Linked DNA regions of Homo sapiens: all the other regions are linked to region 1. A link is a loop called in an ENCODE intact Hi-C map of the cell type or tissue named here. Cell type or tissue: GM12878. All regions are shown on one strand. Region 1 has its middle 51 kb from the start of SRPX. Region 2 overlaps CYBB (cytochrome b-245 beta chain). Region 3 overlaps SYTL5 (synaptotagmin like 5).

Evidence for each region. A loop is a pair of places that touch in the nucleus more often than their neighbours do. Peaks named below come from ENCODE experiments on the same cell type or tissue, not always from the same donor. Only the 100,000 strongest peaks of a DNase experiment are listed, where the experiment ranks them.
Region 2: a loop joins it to region 1, with 3 times the contacts of the local background. A loop is called at or near these places in 1 of 110 quality-filtered maps.
Region 3: it touches region 1 in a loop (2.1-fold over the local background); 1 of 110 quality-filtered maps calls a loop at or near these places.

The regions. Positions count from the first base shown.
Region 1 is chrX:38,270,539-38,273,038 of GRCh38, reverse strand. It overlaps a transcript of RPGR not described here. Among named protein-coding and RNA genes, the nearest start is that of SRPX, 51 kb to the right of the region's middle. In GM12878, no CTCF peak of the experiment used is centred here; a DNase peak (open chromatin) is centred at 1,498; H3K27ac peaks cover 1,567 bases.
Region 2 is chrX:37,785,489-37,787,988 of GRCh38, reverse strand. The region is part of intron 3 of CYBB (cytochrome b-245 beta chain); the gene reads right to left. Among named protein-coding and RNA genes, the nearest start is that of CYBB, 6.7 kb to the right of the region's middle. In GM12878, no CTCF peak of the experiment used is centred here; DNase peaks (open chromatin) are centred at 444 and 1,201; H3K4me3 peaks cover 1,022 bases; H3K27ac peaks cover 2,500 bases.
Region 3 is chrX:38,102,829-38,105,328 of GRCh38, reverse strand. All of the region lies in intron 10 of SYTL5 (synaptotagmin like 5), which reads right to left. Among named protein-coding and RNA genes, the nearest start is that of MIR548AJ2, 80 kb to the right of the region's middle. RefSeq lists an enhancer at 797-866 and a silencer at 977-1,146. In GM12878, no CTCF peak of the experiment used is centred here; DNase peaks (open chromatin) are centred at 1,048 and 1,658; H3K27ac peaks cover 2,047 bases.

The DNA of each region.
Region 1 (2,500 bases):
AGAATTTTCTTGCCTATCACCTCTTCTTTCTTATTTTAGAAGTTATGGTACCCAGTATTTAAAATTTTTTAACATCACAAATCGTATGTTTTTAGTATTTTTTATACTACTTTTTTACTCAGATGTCCCCTCTGGAATTCTTATTCTTCCTGAAGAAATATTTTGGAAGTTCCTATCACAGATGTCTGTTGACAGTTAAAACTTTTAGTTTCTGTTCACTTGAAAATGTCTTTATTTTACCATAGTTCTTGAATGATAGTGTGGCTCGTTGACAGTTATTTTCTCTTAGTATCTGCTCCCATTATTGCTGTCTATAATTTTGCTTTAGTATAATTGCTGATAACTTTGTATATAACCTGCCATTTCTCTATGGCTGCTTTTTAGATTGTCTTTGGTGTGTTTCAGTTCACTATGAGATGCTTAAGTATGGATTTTTTTTTTTTTTTGAGATGGAGTTTCGCTCTTGTTGCCCAGGCTGGAGTGCAATGGCGCGATCTTGGCTCACCACAATCCTGCCTCCCAGGTTCAAGCGATTCTCCTGCCTCAGCCTCCCAAGTAGCTGAGATTACAGGCATGTGCCACCATGCCTGGCTGATTTTGTACTTTTAGTAGAGACGGGGTTTCTCCATGTTGGTCAGGCTGGTCTCAAACTCCTGACCTCAGGTGATCCGCCTGTCTTGGCCTCCCAAAGTGCTGGGATTACAGGCGTGAGCCACCATGCCCAGCAGGTATGGAATTTTTAATTTTAACTTACTTGGAATTTATTATGACTCTTGAATCTGAGAATTCATGTCATTTGTCAATTTTTTTAAAATTCTCATCCATTATATATTTGAATATTTTCTCTCCCCTCTTTCAAATTCTGATATAAAACTTTTTATTTTATGGGTACATGTCTTTTAATATCACCTTCTTGTTTTCTATGTGTAAGTGATATTCTGGGTAATTTCAGGGCCTTCATCAATTTCATAGTTTCTCTTCAGCTGAGACTACTTGGCTATTTAACCTACCTATTTAAAGTTTTAATTTCAGTGATAACATCTTTCACATTTTAAGTGAAGTTGTATTTTTGTTCTTTTTCAAATCAATCTGGTCTTTTAAAATCAGTATCTTGTTTTATGCTTACTTTTTTTATTCTAGTCTTTTAATTTAAGCACACTTAGTTTACATTCTGTATTTAGTAATTCCAGTGTCATCCTTAGCAGTCTAAATGTGTGTTGCTTTGGCTGACTTGCTAATGGTGATTAGTTTCCATATGTGTTTTGAAATTTGTATTGTGAGTTCATGTTTCACTGGTACTTTTTTTGTGGAAATCCTTTAAGGCCTCTGTTAGAGTAAGTCTATCTATAGAGAGTTTGCATTAGCCTTTATTAGCTCTGGAGTGACTGAAGGACCACTTTAAGTTCATTTCTCATTTAAGGGTAGACCACAATGTTTGTAGGTAGACTTATATTAAGGGCATAGTACTTAGAAGGTCCTCACATTATGTAGGGGTCTCAGTTCCAGTTCCCCTCATTTTGTGAGATCAAATTGTTTCAAAGTTAAAAGTCTAAGTTATGAGTCAGCAGATGCTATTTCAGTTCTTAATGACCTCTGAGGCTTCCTGTTCCTTCTTTCTTTTTTGGTCTACAAGGATTTCCCTTAGTTTTTGGGGAGATTACCTGCACATTATAAAATTATATTTTTTATACTTAATCAGCATTTCTTGGTATTTTATAGTGGCAGTCTTTTTGAAGTTGTGTATTTCTTCACCATAGCAGGAACAGGAGTTCTTCCATTTTAATCCATAGATCCTTTTTCTAGATTCTTACTTTTTGGATTATCACTTTTTACCCTAGTTTCTCCACTCTTTAAAGCTAGAAGTAAGCTATTATTATTAGCACCATTTTTATTTCTGGAAGAGCCAAATTTTCACCTGGTTTTTGTTTCCTGCTTTTTGTTTTGGCATCTTGTCAAAACCATTATTTGTGTTACCACTCTTCAATAATCCTATTTTCTTCCTGGCTACATTCTCAAAGGGCCTAAATCAAATGAAACTTTTATCACCTTCATCTCTTCTGCATACATGCCCTGTTGGCCACTCCCTTCTTGATGTATTTTTCTCTCCTGACTTCTGAGCTGCCTAGTTTTCCCAATTTTGCACCTACAAACCTTGGTCCTCAGTTCTAGCTCCTCTTCTGCCTGCCTCTCACTCTGCTCTTTTTGCCTCTTTTCTTATATTCTGTTTTCTACCTGCCTGGAATCTCTGGGTTATCGGGGCTACTTTCATCTCTCAGCTATTATCTATATTCTACATATCTGCAGCCCCAGCCTCCCCTGAGCAGCAGCTCTGTATATTTGACTGCCTACTCAGACCCACACACAGGGCTCACACAGCCATCATTTGGCAGCACTGACTTTTTTTTTTTTTTTTTTGGGGACAGAGTCTCGCTCTGTCGCCCAAGCTGGAGTGCAGTGGCGCGATCTTGGCTCACTGCAAGCTCCGCCTCCCGGGTTCACG
Region 2 (2,500 bases), 490 kb after region 1:
ATATTATATTGAAAGGAAAAAGTGAGATTACTAGTAACTAATGGATCAGTGGAGTGGGTCCAACCATCAGGGCACAAATCCCTAATTTTTCCCACCTACCCTCTTTGGTGTGGACAGGAATGGCAAACAAATCCAAAAAGAAGCCACAAGTCATGCTGATACTGGGCTTTTAAGAATACCATCTCCTCACCACTTCCTTAAAAAAGGAGGCGAGACAACCGGTTGGTGGCATAGGAAGGAAGGACTTTACTGTCTGTGACTGCCCATAATTTTTTGTTCCCCATCATCAGGCAGATTGCATTTATATGCTTTGAGTTACTTCTAAATTATTGCCAGCCACTTCCCAATTATCCACGTTGCCATCATGCCCCATAGCTTCCTTACTAACTTACTTTACTTTCTGCCATTGACTTCTAAAGGGAAGTTTCTCTGTTACTGTCACCGGAAGCCTTGCCCGATTTCAATAAACTACCATTCTAATGCAAGGGAGATTATTGAGTCACTTCAGCAGATTTCTATGCTCTATTGAAACTGAGTAAGAAAAAAATATTTCAAGAAAATGGGAAGTGGAACTAAAAAGAAGTACATATTTTATGGGGTGTAACACTTTACAGAAACTCAAAAGCTCTACTTTTTGTACACTTGATCTCACCACACGCACCATCAATGTATCTGATTTAGATATTTATACGCAACTGGGAGAAATTACAAAATCCAACTTTGAATCTACAGAACTCAGGCAAGTAAGTTGACAGTAATATCCACACCTGCTGGCAGTAGAATATCTGATAAATATGAATAACACTACCTTATTTGCATAGCACTGTTTATAATTTGGAAGTTCCATATTTATTCTCTGTCTCTCCTGTTAACACTCTAAGCTCCTTAAGCTCATGGCCTATCTATAACTTAATCTTTACTTACCACATGTCCCCAGTGCTTAGCACATAAATGGCACTCAACAAATATTTATTGACTGACAACTCACTAATTGACAGACTTAAACAATTAATATACTTTTAGACCAACATATGCCTTCTTACATTTGTGTTAGTTGACCTGTTTTTCAACTAAAAAAAAAAACTATGAGACAGAAAGCCCAAGAGACTAGTGCTAGACCACGTGATTAAAGATAGAGGCACACTGAGTGCCTCTGACTCCCAGACTATATAAGGTAACAGATAAAACCTCACCCTCTCACCTTCCTGTTTCTTTCTGATCTTAAGACTAGGACTGCCATCCAGACAGAAATTAGTTTCTGCATGGCAAGTTGGGGGTTTTTAAGGCTTCCTCAGAGATTTTTGTGTGCTGAGCTTCACCCATTCTCCATTTTTCTCAACAAAGCAGTCTGAGAGCCTTTACCCCTACCTTTCCTGGAGTGGTGGGGTGGGCAACCCTGGGGCTTTCTTTCTCTAGGTAACCAGAAGGATTACAAAGCAAAGTTTCAATGATTGAGACCTCTAGAAACTGAATGCAAGTTCGTGGTTATTTTGCTTATATAGTGTCCTACTATTAAGTCCTTGTATTTATAACATCCTTGTCATTTCTAGTCTAGGTTACTTGGCATGCTCAAACACTCATATATATAATGGCTTTCTAGGATCATAATACTGCAACAGCACAATTTCAAGAAGTTTTGGCAGCATGATTTAAAGTGAATGGGCTCTGGGGACACAATGACCTGGGTTTGAATGCCAACACTTCCATTTAATTTTGTTCCCACTTTACTGGTTTGATGTGCAGATTTCATGCGGTGAATTCCATTAAGCTTCAATGAGTGGCAGCTATATGATTTCCAACATTAGTTACAGCACACTCACTCATTTTAATCACAATCACAGAAGAAGTTTTATTAGAAAAGTTCACATTTCAGGTTAGGAATCCCAGAAGAAAGTACATGCTTGATCTATAAAAGAATGTTGCTTGCTGATAGTTTTAAAACATATTCTTTTATATAAAGATCTATGTAGTTATACAGCCAAGCTTCTCTGCGATTTGAAGGGCAGTCTCATTTCATCCCTGTCTTTAGAGACTCTCATGCAGATCTTCCCTCCTGGGTCACAGGAGGCATAAAAGCTGGCATTACAACATGTGCTGCTCATGGGACATGGTGCTCACCGGCAGTGAAATTTGGACTTGTAGACTAACCAAGATTTCTTAACAGGCCATCTTGGTGAAAACATTGCCTGTTTCTCAGGCTTTACTTCCTCTAAATAGAAACTATTCTAATGGGGGTAGGGAGAATAAAAATGAATTGTGTCTCCTTAGAAACAAGGAACTCGCCAGGCAGGTGACTCATGCCTGTAATCCCCACATGTATGGAAGTCAAGGAGGGATGATCACTTGAGCCCAGGAGTTCCAGGCTGCAGTGAGCTATGATCGTACCACTGCACTCCAGCCTGGGTGATAGAGAACCCAACTCAAAAATAAGCTATAGTGCATGGGCTTCATTTAGCAAATGTTCACTGGGCACTTACGATATATTAAACGTTATACTTTA
Region 3 (2,500 bases), 170 kb after region 1:
AGGACTTCCTGAGGCTGTGTCAGGGGTGCCGGTCCTCAACCGTGGCAAAATAAACTTTCTAAATTAACTGAGACATGCCTCAGAGTTTTGGGGTTCACAAGTAGCATGATGAACTCTCACATCATACTGCTCCATCCCACCCTGGATGTGAAGCCTCCCTTTGTCCAGTTGGACACACTGTAGGAGCCACACTGCAGATGCTACTTGCCCATTAGTCACTTAGCTGTCTCAGTTATCAGATTGACTGTCCTGCTATCACAGAGCTTGTGTTCAACTCATTCTTATTTTACTTAATAATGACTCCACAGTGTAAGAGTAATGATGGTAGTAATTTACATATGTCAAAGAGAAGCCAAAAGTGCTTTCTTTAAGTGAAAATGTGACCTTGGTGTTTCTTGGCTAGGGTTTGGTACTACGCGAGGTTTTAGGCATCCACTGGGGTAGGTGGAATGTATCCTCTGTGGATAAAGGTGACTACTGTAAATGTAATAAAATTATCCTTTGGCACTAGAAATGAAAACTATGTATCTCAGTAACTGTCACAAAAGACCACCTGGAGGTCTTTCGTGGATGACCCAATAGTTTCAAAACCACTTTTCTGTGAACCACTGGGAAGTCAAGACTATGGTAAATACACAGGGACCTTAGACTGTCTTCTTTTTCATAATTTGCTTTTGGTAAAAGCCATTATGTTCCACCAATTTCTGGAAGTAGAGACTGACCAAAGAACAGGATGTGGGTGATGTGGTCACATGTCTTCTAAGCTTCTTCACGGGCAAGAGCAGACCAATAATTCCATAATTATTTGGAAATTACAGCTTAAAGAAAGCCAGTGAGTGACCTAATCTGTCTTTCTTATTCCTAAAACAAAGCAACAGAATTTTCATGTTTAGCAGGTGGCTTTGAGCAGCACCCAGATACCTTTTTAAACTGAAAACGCTTATCTCCTCAGTCTGGGGTGAGGTCTGAGATTTGGCTGTTCTAACAAACTCCTAGGCCTGCAGTTCCGAAACTGTGTATCGAGGTACCACAGAGCACCACAGCAAACTCACAGGGGAATCACAGAAATATTTTAAATTCTCAAGGGAAACACAACAACACCTATCAGACACCATGTAAGCCACTAACTAGTAATTCACAGTGTCAACTTTAAACCACACTTTATTCTTTTCAATGAACTCCTATTTGTCTGAAGCTGAGTTTTTGGCAGTTGCTGCAACAAAAAGCAAGTATTGCATAAAAATCAATGTGAAATGGGAAATGAAAGTAGTGATGTCCAATCAGATTCCAAGATTTGGTAACTGTGTAGTGCTCAATAGGCACACATATCCTATTAGTGGTAAGTAATAGGTGCTATTTAAGGATGAAATAAAAATACTATTTTTCTTTCAATTTCTTTCACTTGTAGCATTTTTTTACAAATGGCTAGTAAGTTGTTAGGATACACTGCTTATTACATTATTTGGTTCTAACTACTTAATGAATGGACTAGTCAGGTGCTACTTTTAGTGTAGGAGTGCCAGGAAAGAATTACTGAGACATTAGGGGCTTTTTGAACTGAGAAAGTTTTGGGGTATCTGTTCCGAGAGATGCAATGTTGCTGGTCCATAGAGAATGCTTTGAGTATCAAAGGTTTCAAGAATAAACCCCAACCTACTCATGTTACAAATGAGAAAATTCTGGCTCACAAAAATTGTTGGTATGGCCAAGAAATAAAGCAAGATCTCCAAGTTTCTAGTCTGAGGACTACCCCACCATACCTGATTACCTCCTTATATCACTGATTTGTGTCTATACTAGATCTCTGTAGCCACATTTTCAAAGAAAATCCTCTGTAAGCAGAGGGCCCCTACGGATAGAAGGAAATTTAGGAACCCACAAATACGGAGGCTTGTGAGAAACTAAGACACCTATGGCAATTTTACTACTAACTAAACTATATGCTCTTAACCAAGCTAAGGCTGTGATTTAAAATAGTTGTTTACTTCAAAGGTTTTGTTGATAGTTAATCATTTTAGAGCATGTGTCTTTTGAGTGGTGTTCAGATTCCAATGTTTAATGAATTGGAATACTTGGTTTCTGATCATCTCATCAATCTTTTAGAAGATAACCTCTGGTTAATTGTATATAAGTCGGAAAAAGATAAATGTGGGACAAATTGCTTAATCATAGTTCCCAGACCATGAAATTTGTGAAGTATGGTTGGAAAGAACAAAAAGGAAAGGTTGAAAACTCACAGTGTCTGAGTCAGCATCAGGCACATTTAGGTAGGTCCACTTCCTGTCAGAACCTGCTTGAGAACTCTTTAGAGAAGTCATCCAAAGATCAAAAGAAAAAAAGCATCAGAGCAACAGAAATCAGAGAAGCCAAGAAAAAGACTTACACACAGTTAGATACAAGGACACAGGGCCTTCCTCTCAAAAAAGGCCTTGAACACTAAAGTAAGAAAGGACTTTATTTTGTAGGCAGTGGGAAGCTATGGATGGGTTTTGAGTAGAAG